Linked DNA regions of Mus musculus: region 1 is linked to region 2. A link is a loop called in an ENCODE intact Hi-C map of the cell type or tissue named here. Cell type or tissue: gastrocnemius. All regions are shown on one strand. Each heading gives the region's core, and the rest is flanking DNA. Links, peaks and the distances in the headings are about the cores only. Region 1 overlaps Maml3 (mastermind like transcriptional coactivator 3). Region 2 overlaps Maml3 (mastermind like transcriptional coactivator 3).

Region 1 (2,916 bases), core at 244-2,743, 55 kb before region 2:
GAATATCTGTGTGCTCACCACAGTTCAACCCCCTCTAACTGCCTGGAAGTGATTCTGACAGTGAACAACTTCAGCGATCACCAGGATTTTCTTTGTGAGGACTGAAACCTGTTCTCCAGTGTGACCCTTTTGACTTCCCTGAAGAAAAAGAGTAGCCAGTCGCCATCTTCCATGCGGTACTTTCATATCCTGAAGAGCATAATTCAATTGCGTTTTTTTTGCTTTGCTTACGATTGCAATGATCTGATTTTGCTGGAAGAATGTCTGTTGTAGGAACCATTTCAGCAGCTTCATTCAGAGAGAGCCCCTGGGTAGCAAGGGACACTTTGTCTGAAATGATGCTTGATGCTCACTCACCTGTCTGAAGGACAGAGACGTGATTTTGTGGACCCTGCCTGCTTCTGCCTGGGTTCCTTGACTGGGAAAGCTGTCCATCCATGCTGGATTCCCAGCAGCCCCTGAGTCATCTCCAAAGTCATCCATCCTAATGTAGAGAGTGCTACTTTTTCCTTACCCACACACACACGCCTTTCCTATTGTCTACCAGCATGGCTGAGTGCAAAGAAAATCATAGCTCTTTGCTTGCTTGTTCTTTCTTTATTTCTTTCTCTCTTCCATTTGTTGTTGTTTGTTTGTATGTTTGTTTGTTTTGTGGAAGAATCTCATGTATCCCAGACTGGTCTCTAATTCACTATGTAGTGGATAGAGGATGATCCTTCTGACTCCACCTCCTGAGTACTAGGACTGCAGGTGTATAACAACATGCTCAGTTTATACAATGGTGGGGATTAAGCCTAGGTCTTACTGCATGTTAGACAAGCACCCTTCGACCTGAGCTATGTCCCCAGTCCACCTTTCACTTTTATACCCAATAAGAATATCACAAACACAGCCGGAGGCATAGCAATCAGTTCTTGGTTGCTTCTTGAATCTGAAAGGTGATTATTCTACAGGCAGCCTAGCCATTGCCTATAAACAAAGCACTAAGCAGTAAGTGTTGTCAATGGTTGCGTGAACGCTAAGTTTCTTTGAGTTTAAGCTGTTCTTAAGATAAACAATCGAATCTACATGAATAAAGTTGTTGCAATGGCTTTGTGCTAACACAGTGATCTAGAAACTCTATGGTGGCTTAAGTTTTGTGGACGTTTTAATAACTGTTGAGTGATAATGGACAAAATGTGGACAATTCCTAATTTCAACAGTGCTATCTATCAACTATCCAAGAAGAGACCACTGAGAGGTGACTGTCAGTCGTGATGGCTAATCACAATCATGGGTAAATTCAATTTCATAACCACTTAGAAAGGTTTGCTTTTGAGTAGTTTTCTACCCTAATGGAAATTTAGTATTGCTGTATGACTGTGGTTCCACACACCTATAATCCTAGCATTAAGAGGCGGAGGCAGGAGCTTATTGACTATGAAGCCTGTGTGGTCTAGAAGGCCCTGTTGCACAGCCCAAAGTCTGGAGACACAGCTTCGTGTCCTTGTTTATATGAGACCTTGGGTTTTCTCTCAGCACTGCTTGCCCCACCTAAAGAAAATATGGCAGCATTGAGTGGTAAACCATAAGAGCAAATAAATACTCACAGTCTGTCTTGGTATAAATAATTTTGCCGAGGAGAAACAAGCAACTCTTTCTTAAGTAGAACTCCAAATGGTAACTATGGAAGCAGCATGAGAATCAGGGTCTCCGTGAGGCAGGCACCATCATAAGGAACAGGATGCACGCACAGAAGCTCCAACAGGGGGCAGCAGTGGAAAGAGACATGGGCTCATCCTCAGAGGGAAGGGCGGTGACTTTGTATAGTAGGGCCACCGGCACATAGCCACTTAACCAAGTGTGCTTGAGGGAAGCATCCCAGCGAAAGGCACATTGACATCACACGTCCCTTGATGCAGTACACTGAGAGGGACACAACATCACTGAGCTTTTCTGACAACGCAGAACCTCACTCCCCTTGTGTGAAGACACTACGCCAACCCAGAGGGACTGAGCAGCTTTTGCAGATAGGAAGAGACTGGGAAGAATAAAACCACCACAGGCACTGTGGGAGAATCCTGAGTAGGGTCCCAAGACAGAAAATGATGGAGAATAGAGTCGAATTCTATTATGGTCTATAGATTAATTAATAATATGTGTGAAAGTTAATCTCCTGTTCTTGAAAATTGAACCACGGTTATGTAAGACACCATTAGAGAAACTTGCAGGAGGGACCAAAAAAAAAAAAAAAAGAGCTTTTGAGCTGTTTTGCAACTTTTTTGTAAGTTAAAAAATGAACAGCATTTACAAAATTGTTCTGAAGGAGGGCTATGGGAATTAGTCATGTAGTTATTTCTTTAACCAAAGAAGAGCAAACTACCTGGTTTAAAAAAAAAAAAAAAGCCAAGCACTCAATTTCATCATTATCCCTTCTACCCAATATTCTTTGCTGTGTCTTCTATCCTGTGTTCCCACTTGCTTCTAGATGCAAGAAGTCCTTTCTATGGGGTCAGCAGAAGCTTATACCTTACACTGCCAGTGGATCTGGCTCCACTGGTCCTCTCCTGACATGAGGATGTATCCAGCTGAGTGTTGTCACTGTAGGCCTCCCTGGCATCCTGTGATGTCCTCTGCGTTGGATCATAATTGATGCTCTTGTTCTCCCCCAACCTCTTCTCCTCACATCGGAACATCCAATGAGGATGCTCCAGGTTCTCCATTTCTGGACTGTGGTCCATGACTGGACCATGATGCATTGCTTCCTCCACCCTTAGGTGTTTTCTTCCCCATACTTATCATACTTTTGAAAACTCTTTTTTTCACTTTGAATATGTTTAAGTATACAGAAAAGTAGAATGTAGCAAAGCTGCTCTGGCGTCGATCTGAACCAGATGAGTACTGTATTAGTCAGGTTCTCTAGAGTCACAGAACTTA
Region 2 (2,916 bases), core at 157-2,656:
ATGTACAGCACACTCGATTTAGGTCAGCCACATTTCAAGGGCTCAGCAGCCTCCGGTGGGTGGCAGCCTCTGTGATGGACAGCGAGATGTAGGACCACGACAAAAACATCTGCTCTGTGATCAGGAAAGCAGTGTTCAGCGGCAGAGGTGAAGCAACGTGAAAATGTTTTGTTGGCAGTCCGAGAGCTCTAATACGTTAACCCCTTAGAGACTGTCATCCTGAACCGGAATGATCTATCGTTCCCCACCACCCTCCACCCAGCCAGTGTGTGCCCCCCCACCCCACCCCCGTCATCCTAATTTACCTGAGCTGACATTGGCCTCCCTTCAGATCCTTGCGCAACCCCAAGTGTGTCCAGTAACCTGGCTGCCCACACCCTGTCACCAACACATAGCATTTGTGAGCAGCCTTAGGGCGGCATAAACATCCAGTAGTGGGGTCGGGAACACCTGACCCCCTATTAACACATCAGTGAGAGGGGCTGGTGAGCTGGGCTTGTTTTCCAGGGTCCTGATGAGCTTCATTAATTATGTTGAGCAGGAAAGGTGTGCAGCTGGAGGAGCATCCACTTAGCTCTACATGAACGGGAATAATTGGCCAGTTGGCAGAGTGTTAAATTGGCCGTCTAGTGAGAGAAACTCGTGAATAAACACAATTTCTCCAAACCACTAGAGGCTGGTTTTGGAGGAGGGGTTCCCTCCCTGTCACCCTTCTAATAACTTGGGAACCTCCTGGTGTGGCCTAGCCTGAGAGAGAGAAGACCCTACCTTGGTAGGCAGGTGACATAGCCTGGAATCTGGAGCCACTTGGAAGCCAGAACAAACCCCCTGCTCCAGACCTTGACACTTCATCATCTCTTGGACCAGACTATAAGCAGGTTACAGATCCTCTCCAAACTTGAGGTTTTTATCTAGAAAACAAATAATAATAGTCGTATTAGAATCGTTACGTCCTTGTGTCTATAAAGCATTTTGAATAGTAGGGTGTTTCGTTTTGTGTTTCTTTAAAGTACTTTTTAAAAGTATCTAAAATTAAAGCTAAAAATAAAAGAGCTATGTTGGAAAAATTCTCATGTTATTTATGAATGGCTGTGTAACAAGTTATATTGCAAACTTACCAGCTTCCAGGGTAAAGGAGTCCAGGAATAGAATGACTGACAGTTCCTGGCCCTGACCTCTTGAGTTACACTCAGGACATCCCAAGGTCCTCTCAGGTTGCACTCAGTCATTGAGGCTGAGTTCACCTCTTGGCTCCACTGGGGTTGGAGTATCTGCTCTGTTAATAGCGCCTTCAGGTGGCCTCAGTGTGCTGCTACCCTGGCTGCTCTCCAGTCGTGGCGCAGACTTCTCTCAAGAGGATAAATGAGGGTAGATCGGGGTGGAGGCCTCAGTGCCTATCATGAGAACCTATCACGGCCCCGGACCTTCACTTTCTTCATTATTCCATACGTTAGCTGCAAGAGAATGAAGTCCAGTTACTCTCTAGGGAAGGACGATTAGACCCTCTCTTCAGAAGAGAATGTCAAGAATCTGTGAACATATTTGTGGACACCATAATTGCTGCGAGTGGCTTTTGACATTTCATAAAGTGGTCTTGGTAAGGGAGGGTTCAGGAAGGGGAGAGCTGAGCCGGCAGTGGTGAGAATGTGCTGTTACAGACGACGTTCTTGGCTTGAGGAGGACCGTTGATTCCAAGCCTATGAGACACAAGACATATCTCTCTCTCTCTCTCTCTCTCTCTCTCTCTCTCTCTCTCTCTCCCTCCCTCCCTCCCTCCCTCCCTCCCTTCCTCCCCTCTCTCTGATTTTTTGGTTGGTTGGTTGGCTGGTTGCTTTTTGTCATGGAACTCACTCTGTAAACCACACCAGCGTCCATTTCAGAGATCCTCCTGCCTCTGCCTCTGCCTCTGGAATTAAAGATGTGTGCCCCACCTGGCTGTACTGGGCATTTCTCTCCCTTCCCTTTAGCAGCCTCAAGGCTGATAATCAGGCTGAATACTGTATGCCTCACAGTACAAAATATAGTTCTATGGCTAAATGTGACACCCAGAGAGGACCTTTGTCTGTTAGTCACTCTAAATCCAAGTCATTGACAGGATTTTTCTGTTTCCTCTTTAAAATCTTTTCCTTTGCCTTATCATTTTTTAAAGGTATTTGTTGTCTCTGCCCCTTGTCCTCTGCTTGACAGGCTCCAACTCAGCTGTGCCTCTTACTTACATGGTAACTTCCTGCTTCTGGATCTTTCTGGGGCCACTATCCGCACACTCATTTCTCTCCACATTTGTGTTTATTCTTAACAACGCCTCAGAGCCCTCGGGTCCATTTCTTCTTCACATATGAATCACCTAGTAACATTCCTCCAGGAGCCACCTAACTGCACACCCAGCTGTGTTCACATCACTGCAGTCGTCACTGAGGAAGCAAAAGGCATGGCCCCTGCCCTTAAGACATTTCTCCTCTCCTACGAGCTGGATTTAAAAGATTGTATAAAATGATAGCAGCATGCAAACCCCTATTTATAGTCAAGAATGACATGTCATCTGAGATACAATGATTATTTTTTTCTTTTTCAGTGCCAGGGGTCAAACTGAGAGCTTTTGCCATGTAGGCAAATACTGTTGCACTAAGACACATCCCCACCCAGTAGCTTTAACAATGAAGTCCAAGGGCTCTGCTTTTGCACAGCTCTGAGTGGAAAAAGCAAGCTGTCCTTTGGATTAAGTGTATGTGTGCGATGTGATAGGAAAGATTAGTACAAGAACATTGTCATCTGGAGTTGACAAACTTCACCTAGTTGGGTGAAAATTCAAAGGTGGTTTAAATAAATAGATATGTTATCAGTAATCTTTCACACAAAGACGTGCCCTGTTAATATGATAGATAATTAGCCACAGCTGGCATCTAAAGTGTAACCAGA

What was found. Peaks named below come from ENCODE experiments on the same cell type or tissue, not always from the same donor. Only the 100,000 strongest peaks of a DNase experiment are listed, where the experiment ranks them.
Region 1: a loop joins it to region 2, with 2.3 times the contacts of the local background. A loop is called at or near these places in 2 of 42 quality-filtered maps.

The regions. Positions count from the first base shown.
Region 1 is chr3:51,893,568-51,896,483 of GRCm38, reverse strand. The region is part of intron 1 of Maml3 (mastermind like transcriptional coactivator 3); the gene reads left to right. Among named protein-coding and RNA genes, the nearest start is that of Gm46803, 190 kb to the right of the region's middle. In gastrocnemius, for the core only: a CTCF peak has its summit at 1,747 (motif pointing right); a DNase peak (open chromatin) is centred at 1,793.
Region 2 is chr3:51,838,959-51,841,874 of GRCm38, reverse strand. The region is part of intron 2 of Maml3 (mastermind like transcriptional coactivator 3); the gene reads left to right. Among named protein-coding and RNA genes, the nearest start is that of Gm46803, 130 kb to the right of the region's middle. In gastrocnemius, for the core only: a CTCF peak has its summit at 1,290 (motif pointing left); no DNase peak of the experiment used is centred there; H3K27ac peaks cover 503 bases.